Regions from separate parts of the Mus musculus genome. Here region 1 is linked to region 2. The links are chromatin contacts, found by Hi-C or POLR2A ChIA-PET in ENCODE. All regions are on one chromosome and are shown on one strand. Each heading gives the region's core, a stretch centred on a gene start or an enhancer-like site at or near the end of the contact. The rest is flanking DNA. Distances are from core to core; before and after follow the strand shown.

Region 1 (6,157 bases), core at 261-2,760, 33 kb before region 2:
AGTGTAGGAGTATCAAAATGCTGAGTGTGCAAGTGTGCTTCAGTCTGGTCAAATCACAGAGGCAGGTACAGGGCAAATCACGTGACTGTCCTTAAAGAGGTGACCGCTTTGAAACCATGCCCTTAAGGAGTCACCTATTTCTACCATTTAACCTGCTCACACCTCATATATCCACAGCCTTGGCTTAGTACTTGATAAACCTTAAGATGACATGGGCTGCGGGTCAGAGTACTGAGACCCAGTTTGAGACAAAATGCAAAGGAGGCCAAGGTGAGACCGGTGCTGATCCTTCTATGAATGATTCTGGGGAGTCCCTTGGGTGCTGGAGGTGTAGTTTCAGAGAACCAAGGGGGTAGGAAGCACCTGGACCCTGGGTTATAGCAGCAGGTCCACTGGATTCAAACCATGCCTTGCTCCAAAATTCATTAGCTCTGCGACAGCATGTCTGGAGGGCCTATTGCTTTAAGGCCCTGGGGGGGGGGGGGGGGGGGAGGGGCGGAGCCCTGTTTCTCTGGAAGCAGCTTAGAAATATTTTTGTCTCCACAAGCTTCCACCCAAATAGGAAGTGAGTCACGGAAGAATGTAGGGTTCCTGGCTGTAGGGGGATTCAGGCCGACCTTTTGAAAATGGAGCTTTTGTGGAGGCCTGGCTCCAAGGTAAGAAACAGTGCAGAATCTGTTTACCTTCCTGGGTGACATGTAGCTTCCAGAAGATCTTGGAATCACTCAGGGGTGCCACACCCAAGCTTTCCAGGGTCATGTAAATGTTTGCAGTCTGGCCCTGGGCACTTAGAGGTGAGGCACTGACGCACCCCACACACCCCTGTGCTTCCTTGATTTGAACCCAAACGTAAGATAAACAGGAGCCATCTACAAGTGCTTTCTCGACAGACCAGAAATTGGATAGATCCTGGTTCTGGTGATTCAGCCATTCCCTTAACCCTTCAGTGCCTCACTGTTCTCATCAATAAGATAAGAAGGTATTTACTACATGAGACAAAGCCACCCAGGTTTATGCAGACACATTAAAACAGTAAACCAGTAAGGAAGTCACAAAACAAAATGCAAAAGTCAGGAATTAGAATTTTGCACTAGAACATGCAACTGGAGTAAGAGAAGGAAGGCTCAAGTGGCTCAGAAAGTGGTAACTCCGGCCATGCCTCAGAAGGGCCAGCTGAGGGTGTGGGGGTGGTAGAAATAATCTGCATCTTCCTCGTTAAGGAGCCTTTCCTTCCAGATACTGGTCCCCTCAGTACCCCATGCAAGCATGTTATTAAATACCCAGAAACGTGGGTTTCCTGGCATTCCAAAGGTTCTAGAAACCCAAATGAAGGTAGAAGCTTCAGGAATAGGTTTAAAAGGGGGTTTAGATCCAGCAGGCACTAGCTAGCACTGTACTGAAGGTGGAGGGAGTGCTAGAAACACAGGCAACCTGTTCATGGTGATAGTCTCATTATGCTTCCCACACACACCTATAAACAAGCCAGTCTTCTCATCTGGGTACATGGTCCACCTCAACTCTCTTGGAGAAATGTGCCACAGTCATCTCAAAGGATCCACTAGGACCCTCTGATATGCTATCAGGCAGGAGCACTTTCTACATCGTCCTTCACACCTGAAATGGTACTTTTGGTTACTGGCTTGCAAGAACAGATGTTTGTGAATGATCTTTAAAGGTAGGGCATCCAGCCTATAACAGGATTTCAAAAGTGATGAGCTGGTTGGCTGGGCAGTGGTGGCGCACGTCTGGAATCCCAGCACTTGGGGGGCAGAGGCAGGCAGTTTTCTGAGTTCGAGGCCAGCCTGGTCTACAGAGTGAGTTCCAGGACAGCCAGGGCTACACAGAGAAACCCTGTCTCGCAAAACCAAAAACCAAACAAAAAAGTAATGAGCTGCAACTGTGCTTCTGTATCTAGGACCTGGTGAGTTTACTGCAATGGCTGGTGCAGTTTAGAACCAAGTCTTCTCTGCTGGATCCATCAGACTTGACCTTAATTCCGTTTCCCTCATAGCAGGTGTGGCTCCAGAAGACCTGCCCTAGATGAACTGCAGAGCAGAAACTCACCTGTACCTGTACATACAAACCCCCAAGTATAGTGTCATTTAAAAAACATTAAAACAAATGTCAGGACTCAGAACTTCCTTTTATTTAATTCACCTTTATGCCGAGAAAAGCAAGGGAGCAATGCTCAGTAGACAGAGCATACCCACAAGAGCGCCAGGCTGAGCATGCACAGACCTGAAGCCCTAGCTCCAGGTTCTCTGGATTTAACTCTCCTTCCCATGTCACCATCTGCCAGGAAAATTCCACTGCAACACTCTGGGGGTAACCTACAGCTTGCCTGTGGTTAGGGCAGAGCGCCTGAAGGAAGGACTCCAGGGGCAGGATGGTCAGCAGAGACCTAGGCCCGAGGGCAGCCAATTCTCAGGTTTAGTTAAGAGTCCAGGACTTTAAGCCAAAGACTTCAGTGATCAGGGAAGTAGATGCTGTTCTGCCCCAAACCTTTGGTCTCTATATGCTTGTAATCAATCACAGGAAGTGAATCCAGGAATGTTTTAAACCACAGGAGACACAGCACTGCCAGGTCATATCGGGTGAGTCATACCACAGCCTCTGACAGTGGCAATGCCAACTTCCTCCTGACCAGCCCAGTGATTAAGCCTGCCCCAGAGAAATGCAATGATCACAGTGGCTTCCTCCAAGCCTAGGGCCTGATGAGCCTAGTGCCAATGGTCACCTACAAAGAACCTAGCAAGGGGCCAGCCCAACACCCCTTCTGCAGAACTGTCAGCAGCTCCCGAGTGGTGGTTCTTTACTTACAGAGCTTTGAGTATCTTTAAGAAGAAAACAATACCTAGTTTTTCTGGGGTACAGCTTGAGAAAGGCTGCTTCTAATACACAAAGTTGAAACTATGAAATTGGAGAGAAGAGTGTTTTAGAATTGGAGGCTGGAAACTGGAACAGAATCCAAGAGACCAAGGAAAATTTGAGATGCCCACATCAGAGGGTATCCAAGTGTCTATTGACATCTTCACCATGTAACAGGATCCAGGAAGGGCTGAAGGTAAGTAGCTAGGGGCAAAACTGGATTTTCATCCACACCTCACCAACCCAAATCCATGCTTCTAATCACACATGTTCTATAGTTCTTAGCAATCTAAAGGCCCAAGGTGTGTGTGTGGGGGGGGGGGGGACCTTTTATGAAAACTTTTGAGTTTTGTTTTGTTTTGAGACAGGGTTTCTCTGTGTAGCCCTGGCTGTCCTGAACTAGACTAGGCTGGTCTCAAACTCAGAGATCACCTGGCTCTACCTCTGGGACTAAGTGAGTGGGATTAAGGCATGCTTCACCATCATCTGGCTTTTTAAAACCACATTTCAATCTATTTCCTCATCCAGGAACTATCCATACCCACCCTAGTTATTGCTGGGTGTTACTAGTCCAGGACCCAGGTTCTCACGATGAAGGTGATGTTGCTATGGCATCATACAGCATGTTCAGCAAGTACCCAGGAAACTACAGAATCCATCCTCCAGTCGGGCAGTGGCACACGCCTTTAATCCCAGCACTTGGGAGGAAGAGGCAGGCGGATTTCTGAGTTCAAGGCCAGCCTGGTCTACAGAGTGAGTTCCAGGACAGCCAGGGCTACACAGAGAAACCCTGTCTCAAAAAAAAAAAAAAATCCATCCTCCAAAAAGGTGAATGCCGAGTCTGAGGCTTATCAGTAGAAGCTGTGAACATGTGTATGTACTCTTGACTTTCTTGAAGGAGTTATTTTTCACTGGAGATCATTGGTCCACAATGTGAAAAACCGAGATGAGCAAGAGGCAAGCCTTCCTGCACTTACTCAGTGTATTCCGTAACCCACACAGTTCTATTCAACCTTAAAACACTTGCAGCTACACAATATTACTGTACCCCAAGAACAGAGAGCAATGGTCTAAGAATCTCCTCAAATCTCCACTACAATTCCTGGGTGGACTTAGGGATATGTGCATTCTTTTTTTTTTTTTTTTTAAAGCTAGATTTGGTTCTTTTTTTTTTTTTTTTTTTTTTAAAGATTTATTTATTTATTATATGTAAGTACACTGTAGCTGTCTTCAGACATTCCAGAAGAGGGCGTCAGATCTCGTTACGGATGGTTGTGAGCCACCATGTGGTTGCTGGGATTTGAACTCCTGACCTTCGGGAGAGCAGTCGGGTGCTCTTACCCACTGAGCCATCTCACCAGCCCCGGATATGTGCATTCTAAGTACAAAAGTAAATACTGAGGCTACTGGGTCCCCAGGAGCTGAGACAGCTCATACCTTTAAGACCTTCCTGTGGCGGGCTACAAAACACCACTCTGGGCTTGCAGAGTCCAGAGTGTCTTGTCTTGATACCTATGCCGGAACTCTCCAAAGCAGCGGCAGACAACGTGCGTCCAGGACTTCCTCTGGCCACCAGACCTGGAGCACAGAATTCTACAACACCAACAGCTAAATCTGTGGTGCTATGACCTGCCCACATGCCCCACAGTCAGAGGCTTTTTTACCATTCAGAAATGATGAAACTGGGCCAGGAAAGGTAAAAAGCTAGAAGCCAGCCAGGCACTGAAACACACAAATCACCCAGTAAATCAGCTTCCTTCATAGGAGAGGTGAAAATAAAACTCCAAGGTCTGCTGCAAAGAAGCCTAGACCCATACTGCTGGCTGGGATACATGGCAACAGACAAGTGACCGCAATGCGAGGGTCTATCTGCATTGGTGCTTTGATAGTGTGGTAGTTTTTTTTGTGGTTGTTTTTATTTAATTGAGCCATGGTCTCACTTTGTCGCTGAGGCCAGACTGAAACTCACCATCATAGACTAGGCTGGCTCCAAATTCGTGATTATCCTTCCTCCTCCTGACTCAGTCTCCCCAATGCTGGGATTACAGATGTAAGCCTGTTCCTTGCCTGAATGGTTAATTTCACCTGTAGAAGATGTTTTGTTTTGTTTTGCTTCGAGACAGGGTTTCTCTGTGTAGCCCTGGCTGTCCTGGAACTCACTCTGTAGACCAGGCTGGCCTCAAACTCAGAAATCCGCCTGCCTCTGCCTCCCGAGTGCTGGGATTAAAGGTGTGTGCCACCACGCCCGGCCTGTAGAAGATTCTTATAAAGGTTAAGCCAGAATAGTTGCTACTGCACTATGACTAATAATGAAAAGTTGAGGCCTGCATAAAAGAAACTGAAAAGATTTTCACCCTATTCTTATGGAAAACAATCAGTAAAACATACAACAAGCTATATAGTACATTTCTGTAGCTTCTCATCTTTACTGAAGCACTCAAACAACGGAAGCAAAGCTACCAGACACTTGGAAGAGCATCCATGAAACGATAACACCTGGGCTGGAACCTCAAGGACCACTTAGCACAAGCTGCGGCCTACTAATTTCACAAAGAGCAAGCAGATCCCATCATAAAGTAAAGCCCTGACCTTGTCATAGCAAGCAAGCCTGCCATACACCTCAACTATTCTAGCCAGACGCTCCCTTTTCCAGGAAAAGTAACCGAAACCAGCTCTATACCTAAACAGCTCTCAGAACCGTAAGAGACGTCACAAGTACTCCATGTGTGAGAAGGAGCTTCTTCGTTTCAAGAACCCCCTTTAACTAAGCAGGGGAACACTGAATTTTAAACAGGATTCCCATGACTTGATTCCAAGCAGCATCAATTCTCAAGATTCCCATGCTCTCTAAAATAAAATACAAAATGTCCATTACAGTGGCACAGGCCTGTCACCCCAGAACTCAGGAGGTGAAGTCAGGAAGATCAGGACTTCAAGTTCATCCCCTGCTACAAGACAAGTTTGAGGTCAGCCTGGCTACATGAAACCCTGTCTCAAAACAATAAAATAAATAAAATTTTAAAAATCCACAAATAATCTAATACAAATATATCACTAATACATACCTCTATGTGGATAGTATTCATATTCAGAACTACAGCACTTTACTAACACTAACCAGGCTGCCCAGATCTCCAACTAGAGGATATTTCAAAACCTTGATACCTTGCACCTTTGGTCACGTTTAGCCCATCCCTTCTCTCTGAACTTTATGTGATTACATCAAAATTACTGGGACATGATGACCAGAACAAAAAATTACAGACAAGCCCCTGTTGTCTTTTTGGCA
Region 2 (5,958 bases), core at 3,293-5,792:
AGCAAGCACGTGAGTAAGCAAATAAGCATGTCCCTAAGGACCCCTTTGTTAAGAGTTCTACCTCAATCCTGACCTTCCTGTGCTCACTGTAAAAGTTACCATGGAGCACCATTCTTCACAAGTTGCGAATGAGTCATTTTTAGTTTATCAGGTGCTTGATTACATAAAATACATGAGAGCACTGGTCACTTGAGGATCCCTCCAAAGTTTTTCTCTGTCAGTTATAAACAAGTATTTAAATTTTAAATGTTTAAATATTTCAACAGAACTGAACAATCTGACCTAAATTCCCCTTTAATGTTGAATTAACTCGTGATACTAAACTTTACTGGTTCTATTTAAGTTAGCCAAATATTCTTAAAGCTGTACATCTCTTCTACAATGGCCACAGTCTGAAAAGGTGGGAGGATGTGAAAGTAAAATATCATATCCATCCTCCTTATAACAAAAATAAGGCGCTGCTAAACTACCCAGTTCCATATATACTGTATCCACTCCTATGTTTTATTTAACAGGACTCTTAGCAGAATCAACACACACTGACAACCAAGGAACTGGCATGTCCTATTCAAACAAAAGCAATGTTCCTAAATTTTCTAAACAAAGAACTTAGAAAAGCATTTGTTATCTTATTGTTTTGAAACAGGATCTCACCACACACATACCCTCGGGCTGGCCTGGAAATCAGTGCTCCTCCTCCTCCCTCAACCGCCCAAATACAGGGATTACAGACATTTGCCACCACATCTAGCATTAGGTAGCATTTTCAAATAAAGTAATCAAACTAAGAATTATTTTGGACTCCAACCACCCTTTTTTGCTCTGTTTGGTTTTTTCAAGACAAGGGTTTCTCTGTGTAGGCCCAGCTGTCCTGGAAATCACTCTGTAGACCAAGCCTTGAACACAGAGGCCTTTGCCTCCTGGGTGCTAAGCTAGGACAAAAGGCCACCCAACCTCAACCCATTTCTTTAAGGAATTAGCACTAAAAGAAAACAGCTAGCTTTAATCTTAGAGGGATCTATTCTATCAGCATGCACCAACACCAAAACCATAGGACATTCATATCAGTAAGGATATGGAGTAGGTTAGGGAATCCAGCATCCAGAAAAATGTTCAAAATTTGTTTTCTTCCCTTTCAAACAAAGACTACAGAAGCAAAAAGGATAAGCCATGGTTGTCAAAATAACAGATTACTCTACAATGTAAAAAGAACATGCCTTTAATGTACTCAGGAGGCAGAGAAAGAGACAGGCAGATCGGAGTTCCAGGACAGGCCAGCCTGATCTATAGAGAGACACTGTCTCAACAAAATAAACCAAAGCATTGACCTATTAACACCTACAAACATGAACTCAATGGAGTCATTCCATAAGAATTTAGCAATCTTGGGAGGCAGAGGCAGGTAGATTTCTGAATTCGAGGCCAGCTTGGTCTACAAAGTAAGTTCCAGGACAGCCAGGGCTATACAGAGAAACCCTGTCTCAAAAAAAAACAACAACAACAACAAAAAATTTTATCAATCGGGTATGCGGTTACCAGGGACTGGAGTGGGAAGATATATTCTATGTTAATAGTATGTCTACCAAAACAAAACTGCGAATTTTTAAAAGGTGATTTTATTGTATGTAAACTATAAAGAATTGAAATTTGTTAAAATTTTAATTTAAGAATTATTTCTAGGGCTGGAGAGATGGCTCAAAGGTTAAGAGCACTGACTACTCTTCCAGAAGTCCTGTGTTCGATTCCCAGCAACCACATGGTGGCTCACAACCATCTGTAATGGGCATCCGATGCTGTCTTCTGGTTTGTCTAAAGACAGTGACAGTATACCCACACACATGAAAAGAATTACTTCTAAATTTTATTTCTATATAAAATAAGTTATTCAGAGAGTATGCTCAAGACCCTCAAGCACTGAGACTGAGGCAAGAAAACTACAAGGTTGATGCCAGCCTATGCTACAAAGTTAGACTCTGCTTCACAAAAGCACAAAGTCAATAAGCTGTTTGTTTCTTCAGTAAGACTGGACTGCGTTTCTCATTCCCTAAATTAACATTTTTAGTTACCAGTTCTCAAAATTATTGTGCCTTCAAACTACTAAATGTACCCTAAAACTCTAGCAGAATGTTGACATCAAGAATCTGACACTCAAGCCAGGTGTGGTGGCACCTCCCCAGCACTCGGGAGGTAGAGGCAGGCGGATTTCTGAGTAGGCCAGCCTGGTCTACAAAGTGAGTTCTAGGACAGCCAGGGCTACACAGAGAAACCCTGTCTTGAAAAACCAAAAAAAAAAAAAAAAAATCTGACACTCAAGAAGATATCCCATAACCTTTCAACCTAAATTGTTATTCCCTGAACGAAATTCCATTACTGGAATTTCAGGGAATAACAATATTACTGGATTGTTTGTTTTTAACGTTTGAAAGCCTTTCACATAGCAGCATGTATACTAACAATCAAATCCCAAATTATTTTATCAGAAGAAAAATCCCAAAGCTATATTAATGCACAAACCTATTGTTACCAACAGTAAAATGGCAAGCAAGACCTTATACCTACACACCTTCAGTCATCAGATCCGAAATGAACTCAAAAAAAGGACACCAAAAACAAAGCCATCCATTCAAAACTCTTCTAACAGACGCCACCAACTTACAGTCAATTACAAATTACAAAATAGTTTTGAAAGGAAAGATCTGATGAACTTACTAGATGCAGGCCAACATTCATAATTCCAATCCAATCAGCAAGAGTTCAAAGAACTCCAATGTTTTTACACTGCCATGCTCCCAGTGGCCAGAGTCAAGAATCTGCAGACTCTGGGTAATTGCTTCTATTGAATCATTTTCCAGACAAGGCTCACCTGTCTTGTCTTCCACAGCAGAGCTTTAATCTCAGCCCTTTGCAGACTGCGTTAAATCCTTGCTAAAGGGTAGGAGCTAGGGGATTGATGTCTCAGGCACTGTAGAGTAACCAGCAGCCCCCTCTCAAGATTGACAACCAAGTGTCCCGTAGGCACTGTCATACGTCCCCGAGGGAGGAATAGGAGGCGTGTCAAAAATTGCCTCTGGATATCTAGCTAGAACACCACAGATATTCTCAAGTTGCAAGGCATTCAAGGTTAGCAGAAGCTGAACTTGAGAGGAGAAAACACACTCAGAACATCGGCTGTCAACCGGAACGTGGCCTGCCCTTCCTCCCTCCCCGCCTACCCTGGCAAGACAGCAAGGTTATCTTTACCTTTATAGAGGTTGGTGACGGCGGTGGCTGCGTTTTGGAAGGGGACCCAGAGAGAAAGTCCTGGCTGCTGACACACTCGGTCTGGAAACAAAAAGGGGGGAAAAAAAACAATAGGGGGGGGAAAAAGACACACACAAGGACATAGAGAAAGAAGAGAATGTTATTTGGGCGTCACTCACTCCGGAACGGCCATATTAGGTTTCGCCATTTTGTTCAGGATTTGGGGATCCCAAAGGGAGCGTGAGACCGGAGTTACTGGGTCGAGGAAGGGGAACCTGACAACAGCGCAACCCGAGTGGCGAACGCCGCCCGGCAGGCTCAGGGAAGCGCCCCTAGCAGTCTCCGCCCCGAGGCCGGCTCGGGGCACAATAGGGCCGCCCCACCGCCTCCTTCGCCATTTTGTGACAGGGACTCCTCCCCTACCCCCACGATCCGACCGGGGACACCCGGACCGGTACGTGGGGACCCTCGGGAGGTACTCTAAATCGGGGGTCTCCCCATCCTTCATCGTAGTTTTCCCCCTCCCAGGGTAGCTCCTCCGTCGCCGTCCTGCGGGTCAGATGGCCAGGGGTCCGCGGCACGGCCCTCCCCTCCCAGTCGTCCGGCTATCCCCGCAGGGTGCGAGGAGCCGCCAGGTCCCGGGGACCGAGCCGGGAACCGGGGGGAAGAGCAGCTCCGCAGGCCGGGGCGGCGCCAAGATGGCGGCGCGGCCTCACCTTTGTAGAGCTGAGCCACGGCCGTGGCCGAGTTCTGGAAGAGATGCCACAGCTTCTGTTGCTTGTGCTCGGGCTGCGCGGCGGCCGCCGCCTCCTCCTGCAGCTCGGGAGACAACTGCTCGTCCTGCTCGGCCTCGGCCAGGCACTGCCGCTCCCACTTGGAGAACCAATGCTCCGGCCCGTGCTCCTGGATCTCCGCCTCGCCCTCCTCCTTCCGCTCCTCCATCCTCCGCGGCCTCCCGCGGCCTGGCCGCCGCCGCCGCGTCCTCCTTAAGCGCGGTCCCCGCGGGAACGTCGTCGTCGACAGGCCCGGGAACGAGGGGCCCGGCGGCCGGCCCAGGCCTCTGTGCAAGCCCGCGGAGCCGGCACCCACCCCGCACAGCCCGAGTCCTCTGCCCACCAACCCCGCTCCGAGGTGCCGCACCCTGCCCTAGCCTCGCCCGCACCCCTTTACCGCCCACCCACGGCCCCGCGGCCTCGGTCCGACCGCCGCCGCTCTCCAACCGGCGTTCCCTGTCCGGCCTGCGCCGCCGAGCCCACCTCGAAGACTGAGGAACGTCGTCTACGGCGGCGGCGTCGACGCCTCTGCGGCGACCGGGCCCCGCCCTCCCCCGCCCACATGCTGACTGGAAAGCGCCGCCCACTTGGCCAGCGGCGCTTCCCCGGCAGGAGGCGGTTGGGGCGCGCCCACCGTCGACCTTCCCCATTGGCCCGCCGCAACGGGTTCCGCGTGCTGGCCCCTGAACGCAGCGTTCTGATTGGCTTACCCGCCTGTCGAACTGATGTCATCAATGGGCGGGGGGCTGGGGGAAGGAGTAAATGTCAGGGAACTTGAAGACTGTAGAGCAGGGAGGAGTTGACAGTGTTTGCGTGCGACCAACCAAAGCAGAAGAAGAAATATCTGTACACTGGAGCCAAGGGATTGCGCTTGCGCGGTGCTCGCTTCGCTCCCGCACCCCGTCTGAGAGTCACGTGACTCCGCCGGGTGACCGCACCCCGCGGGGGCCTTTCCCGGGCTTGCAAGTGCATGGTCACGCAGTGTTTATGTGCTGACTCCTCGAGTTCCTGAGAAGTGCAGTCTACCTCTGTTTGCAGCGCCCTTTCTATGTTTTTTTAATGCCAGAATTCCCAACCTTAGTGGGGCAAGTAAAGCGTGTGAATCCAAAGGAAAATTCTCCGGAGGTGTGAGCGACCTGGGGACGCTCACCGAGATTTCCCGGAGAAGGGGACCGGAGGGAGCTGGACACCAGGGCCGCCTGGCGGACAGTGCGCCCAGCGCTAGTAGCGGCCCGGCACCTGTCCCATGCACGCTCCCGGGACACGTGCGACCGCCGCGTCCCGCCCCCGCCCCCCATGTGCAATTGCTGGCACCCGGGCCCCTGCACTGCTCACTCAGAGTGATCAGTGCCAGGAAAGAGGTCTGGAAGCCTGGGAACAAGAGGGCAGCACAATGACGGGACCTCTCAGCCTCTGAGCTGACAGCTTATGTATGCCATCTGTACTGGATGGAAGTCCTGCAGGATCTGATCCTGCCTGCTCTGGCTTCTCCGGACTTCTCCCTGATCTGTCTGGTTCCCAGAGCCTAATCTCTGGACTCTCTGAAAGTTCATATTCCATTTTCCTTAGGACTAGGCTCAAAGCCAGGTGTGCTGGTGCTCTTTGTTTTGTTTCCTTCTTTTTTTTTTTTTTTTTTTTTTCTTTTTTGGTATTTCGAGACAGGGTTTCTCTGTATAGCCCTGGCTGTCCTGGAACTCACTTTGTAGATAGACCAGGCTGGCCTTGAACTCAGAAATCCGCCTGCCTCTGCCTCCGGTGCGCCACCACGCCCGGCCTGTTTTGTTTCTTGAAACAACTTTTTTTTTTTTTTTTTTTGGTAGTTTTGGGATTGCCTTGAAATCATAGAGATCCTCCTGCCTCTACCTCCTGGGCGCTGGGATTAAAAGCCTTTGCCACCACACCTTGTGATGCGTTTTTGTTTTTTATTTTGTTTTATGTATAATTT

The links. Hi-C counts contacts between places; a loop is a spot of excess contacts on that map. ChIA-PET counts read pairs that join two places held with the same protein, here RNA polymerase II (POLR2A).
Region 1: a loop to region 2 is called in a map of gastrocnemius, with 4 times the contacts of the local background. The contact joins the enhancer-like site here to the promoter of 1810013L24Rik in region 2. A Hi-C loop is called at or near these places in 11 of 37 maps with a recorded cell type or tissue (CH12.LX, Patski, adrenal gland and 3 more). POLR2A ChIA-PET finds 5 or more read pairs at or near these places in 4 of 5 experiments (Patski and embryonic stem cell).

The regions. Positions count from the first base shown.
Region 1 is chr16:8,858,913-8,865,069 of GRCm38, reverse strand. 1810013L24Rik (RIKEN cDNA 1810013L24 gene) reads right to left here. Exons shown (of 4, transcript NM_001081400.3): 4 at 6,146-6,157. Among named protein-coding and RNA genes, the nearest start is that of Gm30310, 20 kb to the left of the region's middle. Within about 2 kb of position 1,510, at least 2 of the 3 ENCODE cell types and tissues checked have a DNase peak (open chromatin) inside an H3K27ac peak, as active enhancers do; they include gastrocnemius, where a contact is called at or near this core.
Region 2 is chr16:8,828,684-8,834,641 of GRCm38, reverse strand. It overlaps 1810013L24Rik (RIKEN cDNA 1810013L24 gene), which reads right to left and starts at 4,542. Exons shown (of 4, transcript NM_001081400.3): 1 at 3,957-4,542; 2 at 3,241-3,321. The coding sequence starts at 4,182.